Linked DNA regions of Mus musculus: region 1 is linked to region 2. Evidence: chromatin loops called from intact Hi-C (ENCODE). Cell type or tissue: left cerebral cortex. All regions are shown on one strand. Each heading gives the region's core, and the rest is flanking DNA. Links, peaks and the distances in the headings are about the cores only.

Evidence for each region. Peaks named below come from ENCODE experiments on the same cell type or tissue, not always from the same donor. Only the 100,000 strongest peaks of a DNase experiment are listed, where the experiment ranks them.
Region 1: a loop joins it to region 2, with 5 times the contacts of the local background. A loop is called at or near these places in 3 of 42 quality-filtered maps.

The regions. Positions count from the first base shown.
Region 1 is chr2:80,758,114-80,768,032 of GRCm38, forward strand. No RefSeq gene overlaps it. Among named protein-coding and RNA genes, the nearest start is that of Gm25420, 55 kb to the left of the region's middle. In left cerebral cortex, for the core only: a CTCF peak has its summit at 4,277 (motif pointing right); a DNase peak (open chromatin) is centred at 4,266.
Region 2 is chr2:82,565,240-82,575,158 of GRCm38, forward strand. No RefSeq gene overlaps it. Among named protein-coding and RNA genes, the nearest start is that of A130030D18Rik, 180 kb to the left of the region's middle. In left cerebral cortex, for the core only: a CTCF peak has its summit at 5,318; no DNase peak of the experiment used is centred there.

The DNA of each region.
Region 1 (9,919 bases), core at 3,133-5,632, 1.8 Mb before region 2:
CCTGGGACCAAGGGCTTTTACCCAACATCCGTCTTGCTGGCCTAAGTATATAAGCTTCAACTTACAGAGCTCAATGTAGTAGCACTTGTCTTTAGTCCCAGTAGAGCAAGCAGATCTCTGTGAGTTTGAGGCCAGCCTCATCTACATAGTGAGTTCCAAGACAGCCAGGGCTGTGTAGAGAGAACCGGTGTTGAAAAAAAAAAATTAAGCTTCCAGAAAAAGTGATCTGATGTCTGGGATTTGCTATAAAAACAATTTGAAGTAGGGGTAACGTGTTAGGTTATAGGTAAAATAAGCTTGTCCATATTGATATAACCTCTATTCTTCTAGGTTTGGAGATTTCACAGTGAAAGATACACGTACATTTAAAACACATAAATTTCTGTTCCTTCTTTCTCGCTCGGAGGTGGAATGGTGGAAGCGGGATGCAGACATTGTGCACGTGGGCCACGGTATCTCACACCATTTACATGGGGTCTGCCTTTTCAGACCTTCCAGTCCCTCACCAACACCAGTGATTGTTTTTATTGTAAGAGTGTTTAGGCCTTGTTTCTATTTATTTCCTTGTCATATAATCTCAATGGCAGCAGCTCCAGGTGCCACAAGCTGAGAATCAGGTGAAACGTCTATAAAAATACATGCAGAAATCCCCAATGGCATCTATTCTAATAAAAATAGTGGATACCTAATTACCCATTTTCGTTTAGGAAATAAAGCCATCGGCAGAGACATTGCTCTGCTATTCAACCTGACTATAGGTTATTTTCAGTGTAAAAAAAAAAAAAGCTAGGTGTTTTATTGCTAGCTAATGCAAGGATCTGCCTCCACTGTTCTTCAGCGTGTTGTTTTTAATCACATTAAACTTTACCGCACAGCACTCACATGTACTTAATTATTCCCTCAAGATCCCCCTCCTCTGAGACTGACCACATATACAAAACATTGGTAAAATGCAGTGACGACATGCTCACTGGTCTGAAGGTATAGCCCAGAGGTAGTATGCTTGTCGAGTGCTTAGTATTCATGAAGCCCTGGGTTCCATCCTCAGCACTGTAGAAACTGCAGGGTTAAACAGGGTTAAACTTCCTGTAGTTCATAAAGAACTTGCTCTATATTCATTTTACTAGAAAGTCAGTTCTCAATGTAGACCTTTCTATGCAAAGGTCTGGAAATTGAAGAGGAAACGTGTGCTTTTTCTTTATCTGAAAACCTTGCCCAACCTGTCCTTTGCCAGGTAGTGAACTCCTTTCTATCTGGCTAGTAAGAGGTGAGTTCAATTTACCCCACATCTGGTGTTTTTCTCACTCTCTGAAGGATGCCACCGTGGCCCCTGTGCTTAATGTGTCTACACTATCCTCACCACCCTGTATTATAGTAACATTTGCATTTCTTCCTGTTAGATAGTAAGTTCTTTTTTTTCCCCCATTGGATATTTTCTTTATTTACATTTCAAATGTTATCCCCTTTCCCAGTCTCCCTCCCCACTCTGAAGCCTCCTTCCCATCTCCTCTCCCCCTGCTTCATTGAGGGTGCTCCTACACCCACCCACTCCCACTTGCCCACTCTGGCATTCCCCTACACTGGGGCATCAAGCCTTCACAGGAACTCTCCTCCCACTGATGCCTGACAAGGCCATCCTCTGCTACATATGTGGCTAGAGCCATAGGTCCCTCTATATGTACTCTTTGGTTGGTGGTTTAGTCCCTGGGGGGCTCTGGGGGTATTGATTGGATCATATTGTTGTTCTTCCTATGGGGTTGCAAACCCCTTCAGCTCCTTCAGTCCTTTATCTAACTCCTCCATTGGGGACCCTGAGCTCAGTCCGATGGTTGGCTGTGAGCATCTGCCTCTGTATTTGTCAGGCTCTGGCAGAGGCTCTCAGGAGACAGCTATCTCAGGTTCCTGTCAGTAAGCACTTGTTGGCATCCACAATAGTGTCTGGGTTTGGTGACTGTTTATGGGATGGATCCCCAGGTAGGGCAGTCTTTGGATGGCTTTTCCTTCAGTCTCTGCTCCACACTTTGTCTCTGGATCTCCTCCCCTGATAGTAAGCTCCTTGAAGGCAGCTATCACTAATAATCATCAGGTTGTTAGATTTAATTATATGTTTAGCAATTGCTGAGGTAATAGGGAAATTTCAAGTAAATGCAAAAAGAATTTTAAGTGGAGAGATAATATCAGTATTTAGTTTTGGTTTGGGGGTAATAATTAATGTTCTTGATAATAATCATTGACAAGAACATTTGTCCTCCTGTTAGGTAGGTCATTAAGCACTAGAAAGATTAGAGATGACAGAGTTGGACCCCTTTCTCATAACCAATAGCTTGAAAAACCAAGGACCAGAATTATAAAACTCTAGTCATTGGGTTATTGCTTAGAGAAACAGGACTTGGATCTGGGAGAAGATGGGACATCCTGAACTTCCCAGAATGCCATTCATGGGTAACTTTCTGAACCTGGTTCCAGGATCACTGTCTCCTCTGGTTCTATGTCCCTGTAGTCACCTGGGCAGGGAAACACCAACAAGGACGTAGTCTTGTTTGGAAGCTTTGACTTACTGTGAAATCTGTCTAAGTTGCAAATTGTCACAATGGTCTTTATGGCCACTGGTCATGCATCTGATGAGAGTGTTGTACACTGTGATTGTCCCTTTGGACATTATCTTGTCCCTTGATGATGACCTGGTTTCTTCTGCAGTACGCTATGCATTTTCTCTGAATTCTTTTGACAACATTTACCGGGACTAGGGGGCCAGTGGAGGTCAGAAGACGGGCCTGGTCATACCTTACTGTCACTTCCCCTTGGAGGACTGCATATAATACTTTACACTCAACTCAAAACTTGGGCTCCTTCGGAAGATAAGTTGATTTTCTTTTTTGCATCTAAATACAAGTTACTTTTGTACTTCACACTAGAATAGAAAAATGATACATTTTACAGCATGAAAAATATGCTAGGAAAGAAAAAGATCTTAGAGATAAGCCACAACTCGACACCGAACCAAAGCCTCCCAGGAAGCTATTACTCTGTGGAGAGTAATGTGCTCTCAGTGCTGAACGCGGCACTTGGGCAGCTCAGCAGCCTCATAAACAACAAAGCTCAAGTTTGAATCACTCATGTGAACTTGTAATTGAATTTTTCACAACGTGATTTAGTGCACTAAGTAGAGATAAAGGTAACACTGTTTCAAATATAACAGCTACTGAAACATTAGTAGAGTATGAGCATTAATACTGTCTTCCCTCAGGAGTTGTGAGAGCAAAATTCCTCATCCATCCAACTTAGCAGTGAGACGAATAGTAAGACACCAAGCTTAGGAGGAGAGGACAGGCAGGGGCCTGCAGGACAGTGCTCTTCATGTTAGACGGTAAACGAAAGGAGACTGCTGAAGGCTTTAGCGTGTGTCTCACGAGTGAGAGAGTGCTAGGCTGAAGCCTAGGAAAAACAGCTGGGAACTCCAACTTTCCAGTAAGGTTGAGCAAGCCACTAATTTTAAATTTGGGCCTTTGCTCTCCTCTCCTCTCCTCTCCTCTCCTCTCCTCTCCTCTCCTCTCCTCTCCTCTCCTCTCCTCTCCTCTCCTCTCCTCTCCTCTCCTCTCCTCTCCTCTCCTCCTCTCTCCTCTCCCCTCCCCTCCCCTACTCTTCTTCCCTCCCTCCCCCCTCTCTCTTTCTTTTTCTTTCGTCCCTTCCAAGACAGTTTCTGTGTAATATCCCTGGCTGTCTTAGAACTCACTTTGTAGACCAGGCTGGCCTTGAATTTACAAAGACCTGCCTACCTCTTCCTCTTGAGTGCTGGAATTAAAGGTCTGGTCTACCATTCCTGACTTGGACATTTCCCTTTTGGTTATAGTGTATTTGAAAACACTACATGGACCTCAACACCATACATTTACAAAGGCATGTTTAAATTGGAGACCATAATGCTATAAGGTTACATAGTCTGTTTATGGAAACCACATCTAGATTTTTCAGTGTCTAAGCACAGTATTTGTCATTGCCCTGCACAAGCACACAGGTTTCCTTCACTGCTTGCTCTCCACATGCCAGAGAAACTCTTGGTGAGTCTGAGACTCTTGATGCTTTCTTGGGTCTTCAAAGGTGGTGGGGGCAGGGTGTGCAGTGACATTTCATTAGTGCGTGTTAGGTGCCTTTTCTCCACTTGCTACTATCCCACCCCTCTTTGCTTCTTTTTTCTCTTTCAACCTTCAGCAATCCTCAATTCAATTCTTACTTAATTCCTTTGAGCTTCAACTTAGAATGTTTCCAAATGCAGCCAGCAGATGGAGCAATTTACCTTATTTATACGTTCATCCCAACTAAAACAGCATTAGATTATCCAATCTCTTCTCTTTCCCCCTCTATATAATATGTGTATAAATATATATTGCAAATATAAATAGAACTAATATATATACATTTAAGTGTATTTTTCAATGCTTTCATACATCTGGAAACAATATGTTACATCACCCCCCCCCGTTTTTTATTTATTTATTTGTAGAAAAGTGGTGTTATTTGCCAAGAGCTTACTTCAAAATTGTGTTTTATTGGCTTTATAGACCCAAAAAGAAAGAAAGTCTTAGTTCTTTTGCATTCAGCTTCTATGCAATTCATAACCACACAGCTTGCTCTGCCGAGTTGCAGAACTCAAAAAAATGCTTACCTATAATTTTGAGATCCTATAACAACAAATTTGAAAATTCTGACTTGGGCAATGTACTCCAACGGAGCCTTCAAGTTGAAGTTTATTTATGGAGCCATTTCAGCTATTAGACGATCCACCTGAGCTCCTGTCAATAGAGGATGGTTTCCTGGAGGAGATAACTAATAACTTTATAGAATTTGAAATGTAATAGAATATTATTGTCCCCTGGAGGTCACACTTGCCAACCAAAGGGTAATAACTTTTATTACGAGCCCAAATAGTCTATAAATGTTTCATTAAAGCCTTAAAACGCACAGTTATTAATTTTCCACCCCTTTTTTGATTTCTGGCTGTCACACTGAGATGGCTGAAGTCTTTCAAGAAACCTGGAGGAAATGTGATCGGTCTCAATTTATCATCTGTAATATTTCCTGCCGGGATTATCTGAATACATGTGGATTTTAGTAAGAATCATCTCAGGAAATTTCATTATGATCTTAAATGCTAGGCTCAGCATCCAAGTTCTGCCTAATCACTCCCTCTTCCAACGTGTTCCAACTGTAGCTTAACCAGCTTTAAAAGGCAGCAGGTGAAGTGAGGAGGGAAGACATTCCATTTTCTGGCTGTCTCAGTCGATTCAAAAGCGTTTATGAAGCATCTGTCTGTGCAGGGCTCTGGCATGGTGCTGAGCTGATTGAGCTGAGAAAGACATAGACCATGTCCTTGAGGCAGAGACGCTGCCCATCATCAACTCTAGGGAGACGTTTTCTTATTTCTTCACTGTGGGCAAAGTTGCCATCAAGCAGGTTTGAACAGGTAGGAAAAGGCCCAATCCTTCCTATCACAGAAAACAGATAAAAACTTCACCTTCTTAGACTGCAGGGAAATACAGTTCAAATTCCTGGGAAATCAGGATTATGAAATACGTAAAAAAAACCAAAAAACAAAATATAGTTTTGACTTTCAAGTTAACATTGTAACTAAGGAAATATTGCAAAATCGAAGTCCCTTCAGGGCTCAATTTAATGGGTTAGAGAAGAGAATTTGAAAAGGTAATAAACCAGATTCTCACACAAAAGCTGCTTGGCTTTCGCATCTGAATAACAGTGAGCACAGTTTCTCTTCCTGACCTAAACAGGGGAGCCTTGATGCCCTTTTTATCTTAGCATAATGACCTATGCATAATAACATATGTGTAGGTCATATGTTATTAACATATGCACTATATGTTCATATAATAATATATAATATTATGATATAACAATGACATACTATATGTACTACAGGTCAATAACACATACAAAAGTCATAAAGACAGTTTCTGTAGGACACACACATCTTAAGGACTTGTTATAAGAAGGCTCTTTTGTTATAAGAATCCAGAACCCACTCAGATGGCTCAAGAAACAAGGGAGTTACTTTAAAAAGAGAGGGAACTAGATAGATATCAAATATAGGGACAATATTGTCAGAATCTGGCTTTGTCTTCTTATATAAGTGTGGTGTTGCATTCTGCCTCTCTGCTGGGGATGCCTGACTGCTGCCAAAACACTGGCCAGAGAAGGCAGGGCAAAGTCTGGAGCAGGGAGTCCACAGCAGTCCACAGGTTTCCCTTCAGGTGTGAGAACGCTGCTGCATGACAGACCGGAAGGAGAAGGTAGGGTTTGGGATGGATGCTATGGTTCCAAGGTCTCCCTCTCAGGGTGCCAGGATGCTGTCAGTGCATCAGCCTTGAGAGCAACTGAGGAATGAGGGGTCCATGGTTCAGGTTTTTCCTCAGGGTATCAGACTGCTCAGCAGGCTGGAAGGGGAAAACATAGCCCTGGACTGGCAGGATCTGGTCTGATTGGGAGTTGGTGCCAAGTGCAAGAGGTGGGAGAAGCAAGAAGGCCTTCTTCAGGAGTCTTAGTGTTGAGCTCCTTTAGGTGAAAGCCTTCCCCATGAAGCAGCTCTCTGAGATGATCTTAGCTTGTTTCTATTTCTTTATTGTGGGTGGATGTGAACACATGCACTTTATTTGGGGTGAACCAGGGACTTTATACTTTTGTGGGGAAGGTGTGAGAATATCCAGGAAGGAAAGGGCATTGGTTGAAGCCTAAGGGTATCTAGATGCCGCATTAGAGCTCCAGGTGGCATGCTTCAGGACTGAGTGCCCATGGTCCTCTCAGTCGGTGGTTGTGGTCACATGTTCCAGAGCAGGCTTTACAGGCTGGGAGGGGGCAGCTCCACTCCTATCATCTCAGATCTCTGAGTCTCCCAGGGCTTGAACATGCCCCATCTCACCAGTTCTTATGCCCGTCTGGTAGCATGGTCCCATATACCCTACTTATAACTTGCTTTTAACAAGCTAGCTAAGAAGAACTTAGTGCACAAAGGCCTTGAGGTCATAGTCATTGGGTATGGTGAAGTCCTCTGGTCTTCTGTGAATCATATGACAAAGACCAATAAAAGCTTAAAAAAAGTTTACAAGGTGTCAGTTCTTTTTTTATTTTTTTCACGGTTTCTTTCTTTCTTTCTTTCTTTCTTTCTTTCTTTCTTTCTTTCTTTCTTTCTTTCTTTCTTTCATTAGATATTTTCTTTATTTACATTTAAAATCTTATCCCCTTTCCTGGTTTCCGTTCCAAAAACCCCTTATCCCTACCCCCCTCCTGCAACTAATAGAAAAGAAAGTGGGGAAGAGCCTTGAGCACAATATGCTCTAAGATTAAGAATTGACAAATAGGATCTCATAAAATTGCAAAGCTTCTGTAAGGCAAAGGACACTGTCTATCGGTCAAAATGGCAACCAGCAGATTGAGGAAAGATCTTTACCAACCATACATCTGATAGAGAGCTAATATTCAATACATACAAAGAACTCAAGAAGTTAGACTCCAGAGAACCAACTAACCCTAGTAACTTTTCTACTGAGGAATACTGGATGGCTGAGAAGCACCTAAAGAATTGTTCAACATCCTTAGTCATCAGGGAAATGCAAATCAAAACAACCCTGAGATTCCACTTCACACCTGTCAGAATGGCTAAGATAAAAAACTCAGGTGGCTGTGAGCCTACCCTTTAACGGCTGAGCGGGCGTGATGGCTCACGCCTTTAATCCCAGCACTTGGGAGCCAGAGGCAGGTGGATTTCTGAGTTCGAGGCCAGCCTGGTCTAAAAAGTGAGTTCCAGGACAGCCAGGGCTATACAGAGAAACCCTGACTTGAAAACCAAAAAAGACAAAAAAAAAAAAAAAAAAAAAAAAAAAAACCAAAAAACCCAAAAACCCAAACAAAACAAAAACTCAGGTGACAGCAGATGCTGGCGAAGATTGGAGAAAGGGGAACACTCCTCCATTGCTGGTGAGATTGCAAGCTGGTACAACCACTCTGGAAACCAGTTTGGCAGTTCCTCAGAAAACTGGGCATAGTACTACCTGAAGACCCAGCTATACCACTCCTGGGCATAAACCCAGAATATGCACCAGCATGTAATAAGGACACATGCTCCACTGTGTTCATAGAATAACATTATTATAATAGCCAGAAGCTGGAAAGAACCCAGATGACCTTCAACAGAGGAATGGATACAGAAAATGTGGTACATTTACACAATGGAGTACTACTCAGCTATTAAAAACAACAAATTCATGACATTCTTAGGCAAATGGATGAAACTAGAAACTATCATCCTGAGTTAGGTAACTCAGTCACAAAAGAACACACATGGTATGCACTCACTGATAAGTGAATATTAGCCTGGAAGTTCAGAATACCCAAGATACAATTCACAGACCACATGGAGCTCGAGAAGAAGGAAGACCAAAGTGTGGATACTTCTGTCCTTCGAAGGAGAATGAAGGTGTCAGTTCTTGTCTTAAACTTTTTTCCTGTCACAGCACATTTCTTGTAACAATTATTATATGTGGGTCAGTGTTACCTTCCAGTGTACAGAAAAAGAAAGTTGGGTGCACCTGAAAAGTAAAATAATGCATTTGATTCTACAAGGAATGTTGCTGTAATGCCCAAAGTTTACCTGTAAGCCCTACCTGCCCAAGAACCAGGTAACTTCCTGGAATGCTGGAAATTATAGTTCTTGGAAAATAACAAAGCCTCACGGGAAAGTAATGTGGCCTTTAGGTTTGTCCTTATAACTTGCTTCAATACATGGCTTCAGGATATACTCTGCTAAGAAATCCCAGGGTTGGGTCCTGGTCAAAGTTCATCTTTTGGTCAGTATTTAATATTTGATAAAGCTTACTTTAAATTTGGCCCCAAGTGGTGGAATTGACTTTTCTCCAGCAAATCTCAGGATTAAGCGTAGTATGGTCAGCACTGGACCCCAGATATCGGAGTCTAGTCTCCCCTTCTACCAGCTGCACGATATCCCTTTGATCATTAGCACCTTTTGACTTCAGACCGAAGGGGTGAGCTGAGCAGTGAAGCTCTGCAACTGATTCTGTGAAAAACCCCAGCCACAAGGAAGTCAAAGTTGTAATGATAATGACTGAGGCTTGAGGTGGGTTGGAGGCTATAAGAACAGTATATGAACAACAGATTTCAGGTTGCCAGCTGGTTTATATCGCCGCCGAGGCCTTGCACGTGCTAGGTAAGTGCTCTGCCACTGAACTATGTCCGCAGCCCTCTTTGCTACCTTTTGATATTGAGACAGGGTATTCATAAGTTGCCCTGCTGGCCTTGAACTCAAACTTAAGATCTTATCTGCCTCAGCCTCCCCAGTAGTTGCGTTTACTGGTCTGTTGAGATACTAGGCTTGGCATTTGTTTGTTTGTTTGTTTGTTTATTTATTTACTGAGAAGGCAGTTTTGACATCAGACTGCTCTGGGTCACCTGAGTTCAAGAATACGCTTAATCCTCCCTTCTCAACTTCCTGAGTGCTGAGCCTGCAGGCTTCCTGTGTCTCAGCTTCTAGCAACATCACTCTTCATCCTAGAAAGCTAGGGGACAGTATTATAGGGAAACAAACCTGAAGAAAGCACAGGATATGCTAGAGGAAGAGAAATATGGTGGAAAAAGTTCTCAGGTGATGGGTTGGGTTGTCAAGGTAAATGTTGGGCTGTCTTTCAAAATCATCTTTCAAGCAAGGATGGGAGCATGTCCCTGCCTCATTGCTGAGTTTGACAAGTCACAGAAAACAGCACATGAGACTGATGTATGAGAAGGAGGCCCACACAAGCTGCAGCTGATTCCTATGTGGAAGATGAAGCTCAAGAGAGCAAAGAAAAGTCAAAAGCCGCAAGATTTTGCCAGGGCTTAAAGCCCAGGACCGTTATTAGAG
Region 2 (9,919 bases), core at 4,365-6,864:
AAACAAGATGTTAACCACTCTCCAAAATGTCAGGGAGAAAAATGAGTGGAACTTGTATACTGTGGTTACTATAAAAAGCCGTTGGTATGAGGACTTAGAAAATAAATAAAGCAGAAGAGACTAAAGACTTATTAACAATGATTTTTAAATTTTTAAAGAAGTAGGAATGAGGGCAGCAAGTTTGTCATTTTTCAAATAGACAGTCTATGAAACTGGTTTGCAAATAGCATCAGGCCAAACATCAATATGCAGATACACAGACGATGTTATTAGTATCTTAAAACAGAATATTCTTCATAGTCTTTAAATAATGGTAGGAAAGAATCGCACCAAAAGGAGCAAGAGAATGCATAGGTGCAAGTAGGAGAATTGAGCTTCCAAAGAGCATTTAGAACTCCTATAAAAAGAGCAATCAGCCTCCTACATGCTAGCTGCAAAGTTTAGTCTTCAGCCCTAACCCACCCTAAAGGTTTCCTAGAGACCAGTGCTTAACAACCACCTCTGTGAGCTGATCCTAAAATCCACATCTCTCAGTCTAATATACCTAGTTTAAATTTCAACCCTGGATCTGGGATTGCCTGCTAGGCATTTTTATTTCAAATTTAACACATCTAAAAGCTGTTCATTCTTCTGGGGAAAAAAAAACATTCAAACCTTGTTTTCATACTCCTGTTTCTACAAATTAAAGTCTACATTTACAACTATTTCCTTCTACCCATCACCTTGATACAGCACTCAAATATTGCATCAACCCTAAACTGAACACTGTTTGATTAATCACTAAACACACAGAATGTTTTCTTATCTGTTTGGAGTACATGACCTTTAAATTCTCTTCTAAAACTAATTCTGCCTGATGCTAGACACTGATATAAATATAAAGCTGATTGGAAACATTGCAGTAAAGACTGTCTGATTCTGTAGGTCTACTTTATGAATGTTAAAGGGAAAAAAAAGGTAATTAAACTGGCGACAGAATTTTCCCTAAGGGAATTTAAAAGAATTTTCATTTCCTTTTCCGTGTACCTCTTCAGCGTTGTTGGGTATGCTACATATAGATTGCATTTAATACAAAGAAAATTCCACTTATAATTTAGCCATGTAAAGCCAGAGAAGTCAGTTAATCATACACAGTACGTTCCCTCAAGGACAAGTTTCCTGCTGAATTAAATCATTTAATATAGTATCCCAAAGCAATTAAAATAACTATGATGAAACTATGAAGTTAGTAGAGATTATGACGAAAAAGACCTCAAAGCGATTTTCATTTAATTAAGAAAAGACAGTATGTTAATTATGTCAGCAATGGGGTAAAAATAAGGCCTAGCCTCTGCAGTCCATTCTAGGGAACGTCTTGCTGCCTGATGGTGCCCTGAAAGACAAGACTGAATGTCAATTGTCAACACTTGTCAGAAGACTATTATGGGAATAAGCTGAACATCATGTTTGTGTTGGAGTAAGCTCTTTTAATACTTACGTGTTAGACCTGATATAAAATCACCTACTGATGGAAGGAATAGGAAAAATTAAACAAGCATAGTGACCGTTTCTATCTTCACGGTGCTCCAGCTTCAGTAATGCCAAGTGACTTGAAATGGAGTTACCACAATCTCCTCTTTTCCTTTAGTTAGCTATACATAAAATTGAATTTTTCTATCATATTCTAAAGAAATGCAAACTTGGAGGGTAAATTAGTGTCTTTGCTAATTACATCTTCTAAGATCCCTGTCAGATAAGAGTATAAGATTGTTTTTTATTTGCTGGTATTCTGCTTGTAGAAAGAATACTTTCATAGAGTTCAATCTAATAGATGTGTTATGAATAGCCATAGCCAACACTGAAGGAAGGAATGTCTTTTGAACAGGATGTAATTGTAACTATTTGATGACAACTGTTAGTCTCTCTCATTGCTAATGATAGAACAATCTTTGCAAGTTAAATCAGAATTCTGCATTGTGAAACAAGATATCTCTATCCCTATCCCTATCCGTTTCCCTATCCCTTTCCCTAATCCTATCAATATCCATATCCATATCCATATCCATATCCATATCCATATCCATATCCATATCCATATCTATATCTATATCTATATTCCATGAATGAATAATGAATAAAATCAATACTTTTACCTAGAGTTCCTAAAGAGCTTAATTCATTATCATATTATCTATTCTTCTCTTGTTTTAAAATCCAACTAAATATCAGAAACACTGGTATATATTAGTTACATTTAGGCAGTTTTTGATATAACATAGAACATATTTTCTAAGATATCTTTTAGATAATAATAGTTTATACATTACCTCAAAATTTTAAAATTCCATATAATTGTTCTGCATATATAATTTTTATTATCTATATTAATTCATACTTTTATTAAGTAATTGTATAATTAGTTTTTCTAAGCATAAATGGAAAAACAGTGAACTATATATAATACCATTTCACAAAACACAAGAGGATTTTTACTTACTGTCACATGATGCATAATAATTATTGTGTATAACATGCTGCTTTGGCCTATGAAATATAAGAGAGAGCAAAAACAAATTAGCACAAACAGGTAAAATATAGAGTAGTGTTCCTCCAAAATCAATATATTATTTGGAAGTACTCACATACGTAAAAGCAGAAATAAAAGTTTTTCTTACTTAAGAATAACCATGGTAAACTGCACCTTCCTTTATATAAAACTCAGTGAAGCTAAGGATGACTCTCATAGAATCATCTCTTTTTATAAAAAAATATTTTTATAAATAATAATTTATTGACTTTTGAGAATTTCTGGTAAGAGGTGGATAATTTCATATATGTACACATGTATCCAGCCCCAGTAACTCTGGCTAACACCTCCTGCAACCCATGAAATCAACTCTTCCCTAACTGCATTTCATCATCATCATATCACCATCATCACCATCAACACCATCTTCATCATTGCCACCATCATTATCATCATCACCTTCACCAGCACTAATATAATGATGATGATGTTGATGATGATGATGATGGTGATGGTGATAGTGATGACAATGATGATGATGTCAGAATCAAATAATGATCATGTCCAATTATCTTCACTGGGCTATTAGAATCATCTGTTGATGTTTTGTTTCAAAGTGAATTTTTTTAAAGGAAAACTAGTAAGCTAAAGACAGAAGAAGGGAGAGGGGAAGTAGAAAGAGAGAGAGAGAGAGAGAGAGAGAGAGAGAGAGAGAGAGAGAGAGAACAAAGAAACAAAGATAAGAAAGGAATACAGGGAGGGAGGGAGCTAAGTGATGTTGGATTAGGAAGGGCAATATACAAGCATGACTCTGACCTTTCATTGTTCAGGACAAAATATCAGAAATATTTGTGCTCACCATCCATGTCATTGATTCAGAACAACCTCCTGGCATAAGAATATTCTTGATCAGTTCTTTTACTCTCCTTTTGAGCTATGACTGCTTAGAAAAAAACTTTCAAAAATGCAAGATGCTTGTGGTAGCTTTTGAGATTTAAGTCATCTTGATAAAGGAGTCTATGGCTACATATGTCATGGCAGTGTATCAACTGTTACAAAAAATGAATGAGCTGCTGTGTGTTCTGCTATATGGGATCAATGGATACAAACATTAAAGTCAAATAGAAGTGAGAGTAATGACATGAGTGTACCATTAATATAATTGAACCAATACATTAATAGAACACACACCACACACACACACACACACACACACACAGAGAGAGAGAGAGAGAGAGAGAAAGAGAGAGAGAGAGAGATGAGTGAAATTTCTGAATGTCAGGTTCATTAGAGGAACAGGAATTACTTTTTTGTGTGTGCTATGGTGATTTTTAACAACATGTTTAAATTATATTTGAACCAAGACATGTGACTGCATCATCTAAGTTCAATAAAAAATGTACTTTTCCTTATGCAAAACCAACCCAATGTTCAGGCTTAAGAATATGCATCAATTATTATTATGTTTGTCCAAAACTTTGAAATGCTTTTGATTACAAGTATGTATTGGTAACCTTAGAAACTCTTAGGAAAAGGAAGCTAGGCATATTCTGTAAGAGCAGTAAACTTGAAAATAAATGAAGAGATTATTAACAATAATTTATTTCTCATAAGAGGTTTATTAAACAGACTATTTCTTCTGATTTACTTTAAAGATAATCCTCAAGTATATGCCTCCTAAATCAATAACTCCCACTTTAAAAAAGTTTAGTGCTTCTAATGAAGGCAGAAATTAGATGTAGTTCCTATTATATTCAGTTAATTTGGTCTCACTATTGACTTTTGAAACCCTTTGAACAGTTTCAGTTCTCTCTTTCATCTTGTTAATCATGATTACTTCAGATAAAAGAAACAACAACAATCTAAAATCTATTCAAACAGAAACCTGTTGTGGTAATCCTCTACAAGGAAATATGGTGTTGCAGAGTTGACTAGAATGTTACCCTAAAAAATGTTTGCCAAAAATCTAAATTTTGAAAGAGAAACCATGCTCAAATCTGGGTTCTAACCCATGCATTAGTATGCTCCATTATTAAATTATGAACCAATAATTTCATGCCATAAATTAATTAGATTGGTAACTCTGATATTGAGGATAAATGATGTTTTGTTTAAGCTATAAAATGTGTGTTACATTTTAAAGAATACCAATCCATAAAGCACTTTCATAATTGGACATCAATGCTAAATAAAAACCTTGCTTCCATTGTAACAAGGTTTTCTCATGTATTAACTAATAATGTAAAACATTCCTATTTAGATCTGTTTAGAATAATAAAAACGTCTTAGCTTCACTTCAGACCAATCTGATGATTTCCACTTTTTCATTTTGAATATTTACATGCATGGCAGTTTATTCAGTTGCTATGAATAACATAATTCCTGTTTTTCATATAGTTATAAATTTGACCACTACAGTTATCATAATACCAGAGGGATGCAGTTTCTAAGTATCAGTCATAATGAGTAGTTTGAGAATAACTTAAATATCAAATACAATAATATTCCATAACCATCATTTGTTAATTAATGAATAGATTTACCATTTAGTAAGAAATCGCTTTTCTAATGTATTCAGAACCTGGAACTAAATGATTGGTGATTGAGTTCTAAATTAGGTCTACTTGTTTGAAATAATTTATCCTTGAATTCAGATATAACTCATGAAATCTAAATTGTTTCTTTTGTCACATGTAGATATAAAAAATATAGAGTAACTTTTGAGTATTTTTCTTTTCTTGTCATTTATCATCAAAGTCTATGTATGATTAATTCCACATTCCTCATCTGGGTAAGAAACTGGAGACACCTAGTGTATGTCAGAAACATTGCAGAAGCTTTTGTTGTGAACACCTTGAATTCTATTTCTTATATTTTGGATTCACTAGGTCCAACAAACTCATAGCAACATATAAACAGATGGTATTATACTTCATGAAAATTGAAACCACATTAAGTTGTCAAACACATGACTATTAGGCATAACTACCTACTCAGATACCAGCACTTAAATTTACACACAAACACACACACACACACACACACACACACACACACACACACACACACTTTTTCCCAGATCCTTCAAAGTGTGCATGCTTAAGTGAAAAATAATAATGTTTAAAGTCTTGTGCTTAACAAGATTCCTTCGGGTGTAAACAGTAAAGTCTTTGCTTCTGAGATTCTTCTTCTGCCCTACAAGGTTCGTAAATATCCAACTCAGTTCTGTGTCCTGAGGTCAGCCCAAATGGGTTTAATGACAAATCTCATAAAATTGAAGTAGTTGCAAATTCTTAGAAAATTTAGACACTATCTATACAAAAGGAATATGATGAATATACTTAATGTATAAAGTATATGATTAAAATTAAGGTAAAACAAAATAAATTGAAGACAAATGTCAAAGGATTGTTATGATATTTTACTTATGGACTGCACAATGTCCAAAGGAATATTCTTCAACTATAGTTAAAATTATACCAGATGAAAGCTTAAAATTATTATAACAAAATGTTTATATGCCATGAATGTCTATAAAAGAAATATTCTTCTGATGTGATACTAAAAATGTTGGTGGAGTTATCATAACATCAGATGCAAAAGCAGAAAAGTACAAAAACAGAGAAAGAAAATGTTGTTTGTTCCTTAAAATATATTATAAGTCAAGATTTACTGATCAGACAACACTTAAAATATTAATATAATCACCAATGTCTTAATGATATTTACATATTTGTACACACACTCACATATAGCAAAAGAACCAATACGTGACATAAACAGGAAATTAAAGGTATTAATTTTGATAAAACATAGAAAGAGAAAGAAGAATTAGTGACATTAAAATGATATGAAAAATATGGGAGTGTCCTTCAGTGGGAGAAGACAATATGAAAGGAAAGGGACTTTTACTCACTATTAGAATGTGGGTTAGCAAATAAGATGCTTGCTCAAAAAGTTACAAAGTAGAGCTTTCATAACACTGCCATTACACCACTGCAAAAGCATGTTAAATACAGTGCAGTTCACCATAGCGATGAAGTCAGCCTATTATAAATTACACATGTGTAAATATATATTTTAAAAAGTGAAGGATATTTTTCAATTATATTTACTTTTTTTTTTGGCTACTAGGTAAATGCAACTGGAGATGATCACCATAGTGAAACAGATCCATGAAGCCCAGCGTCATGTGTGTTTTGTTTTCATCTATGTGTGGACTGTCTGGGTAAATAGTGTGTACAAGTAAAAAACAAAACAATACAACAACAAGGAGTAGTCAGGACAGGGGTGGAAAGGAAGGACAGAAATAAGAAACAGTGCTAAGGAGCGAGTTGTACAGCAATTTCCTCTGAATAGAAACATTGCCCATTGCCTTGTGGAGAGAGAAGGCAGGTTCATGAGACTCACGATGTGAACAAAAATTAAAACTTCCACAAGCCTGAAAGTTACACAAAGCCCCTTCAGAAGGTTACACACTATAATGACTCATTGCTGTGGAAAGGAAATTCTCTGACTTGCACACTGGAGGTGCTGACAGTATGCCATGCCAGTAGCTCTACAGAGACAGCTTTAGTGAGTCATCAAACATACTGGCATAGGCTTTCCAGGAGAGCAGCTGCCCTTTAGTTATTCATGCTCCTGTAAGTAGCCTCAATAAACCCCTGGTTCACTGAGCTGGACATTAGGGAAGTTATTTTGGCCTGTAAGAGGCACGCTATTGAGGATATGTAACCATTTGTTTTGATTCTCCAAATCACACAAGAAAATGTTTATGATAGACTTGTATTATATGTGTTGATGGACAGTTTTAATGAAATTTCTTATTTTGTACATTAATGTGTGATAATGAACATAAAATATGATGGTAATGTATTTTTACACAGAAAACCTTGAATGAGAGTGTGGTAAAGCCAAACACCAGGCTGACATGCAAACTTACCCAACAATTTTACTCATGAAGAACATGAGCATTAACACATATATACACACAAAACAGGAATGTTTTACAATTCCTTGTAAGAGAAATGGAATTTCTTATTAAATTACATGATTCTATGTGTATAGTAATTCAAAGATCTAGTTGATGGTTTTACAATGCAAATAAAAGGCAGTATGCCACTGAAAAAAACGTTTATTAGTATAATCTATAATAATAAAATGAAGCCAAATTCTTAAAATACTGTTTCCCAGTGCCTCACTATATTTTTATGGCAAATTTAGTATTAAAGAAAGAAGGCAAATAATTTTCCCATCAATGTAATCCAGAAGAAACTCTGGTAATGTCACAGAGACGTCTCTACACCCATATATGCTCTGTGATATGAAAAAGTCTTGATGAATGCTCTCTGGGCCGAATTAATCAAATCCCTCTGTGCTTCAGCTCTGTCACACTGTTATGAAAAATAAGAGTAATAAAGAAAATCTGAACATTATATGCACTGTTTCACTCAAAGGGCAGACAGAAAAGAGTCTTACATCAACATTGATGTGTGAGAAACCAAGACAACTAGAAGTCACACTGTATCAGCAAAAAGACGAAACATACAGGTCTAAGAACTAAATAACCTCTAATTTAAAATTATACAATTATTGAAGTAGATGAAGCAGCTTGTAAAATTGCTATCCACACAGGTTTGTGCACTTGAGTTTAAATCTCTAGAGCCTGAGTAAAAGCCCAGCACACATACTGGGGAATAAAAGGTAGAGAACAGAAAATCCATTTTAGGCTGGGGCCCATCTAACCCAATGTATTTAGAGGAAGAACAACAGCGAATCCTTCTGAAACCTGGTGGGAGATAAGAACCAACCCCTAAGTTTGCCTCCAGACTTTCATATGCACATTGTGGCATACATGCACCCATATTTTTATACACAAATTAGATAGATAGATAGATAGATAGATAGATAGATAGATAATAGATAAATAGATAAATAGATAAATAGATAAATAGATAAGAAGGAGGAAGAGGAGGAGGGGGGAAGAAGAAAAGAAGGAGGAGGAGGAGGAATAAATCAAAATGCAAAGTAGCCAGTTTTAGAAAATGTTCAACAAGTTCCATTGTCTACTCTGATCCCTTCCCAAACTGCCAAGTTATTTAGATACAGCCAAGTCTGGTGTCTTTGAAATGAACTAAGGATAATCATGGAATTAACTAAATAAAGCTTGAAATAAAATTGAGAGCAAAATAATGTGATTTCTTCCCACAGATTATTTAGAGACACGGCTTTAATAGGATCTGTGGAACTTCCAACTGTTTTCATGTCACTTCTCAAAAACAGATTGTTGAATGGATTTACTCATTAATGGAAATCTCCACAGGCCAGCTCCACACAATGATAAATATGCAGAGGAGAAAAGAATGGGAGAGTAAATTGAGTTTAAAACTTTAATGATATGCATATCAAAATCAAGAGATAGTTATCCATATGTCCAAAACAACCCTGTGTTTCATGACAACATTAATAAAATTCCACTCATTCAACATCTCATTGAAACAGTCACTGTGTCTGTCTTTTCTTTGCATCATAATATTTTAGAGCTTATATTAATGCCCTCATTTTGGTTCTTATAACATATATTACATTGTGATGAGCAGGCTAAATAACAAAGGACAGAGAACCACATGCCAGCCACTCCCTTTGAGTTGGTAGGATAAAACACTAGGATTACCTTTTTTTGACTTTTGTCAGACATATGTCATATTAGTTAAGCTTCTCCAATTGTAAATTTTATTTCAGTGCATATAAAAAAATACTCATGTTGCAAATTACTAACTCTCCTTGAGACAGAGTCTACAGCTAAGAATCTTATTCCTTCTTAGTGTCAATAACAAACCAGTCAGCTTGGGTAACATGAAAATATTATAAAATATACATAAGGTAGTTTCCTGAAAGTTTTTGTCTCCTTTTCCCCAGATATTTCCTCCGTGAGTTAACACTAGAACATGCTAGGCATTTCAGGCTTTTTATTTATAGATTTGCTTTGCTCTATTCCCAAATACAAACTGGAATAAGCCACCTGCTACCAACATTAACCACACGCTACTTGTACCTTATGTACTAGAACTTGTAACCCTGACACAATCAATCCCAACTGCCTTTTTCATTATCTAAGTCAGCACTGAAAAGTATCTGATTTCATCCATGTGAAAAAGGAATATAATAGAAAATAACTCAGGCAAACGCATGTGCAAGACTCTTGCACATTTGAGGTGTATTGATTCTAAAAGGGCTATTCATTTAGTAATACATATTTTTTTAAAACTTACATTATATACATTGAGATATCAAGATATATTATAGAGCTATAGTGTTAAAACAATAAGGTAATGGTACAAAAACAGACAGATTGACAATAGAACAAAATAAAAGACATAATCACAACCTGTAACTAGAGTCATTTAATACTTG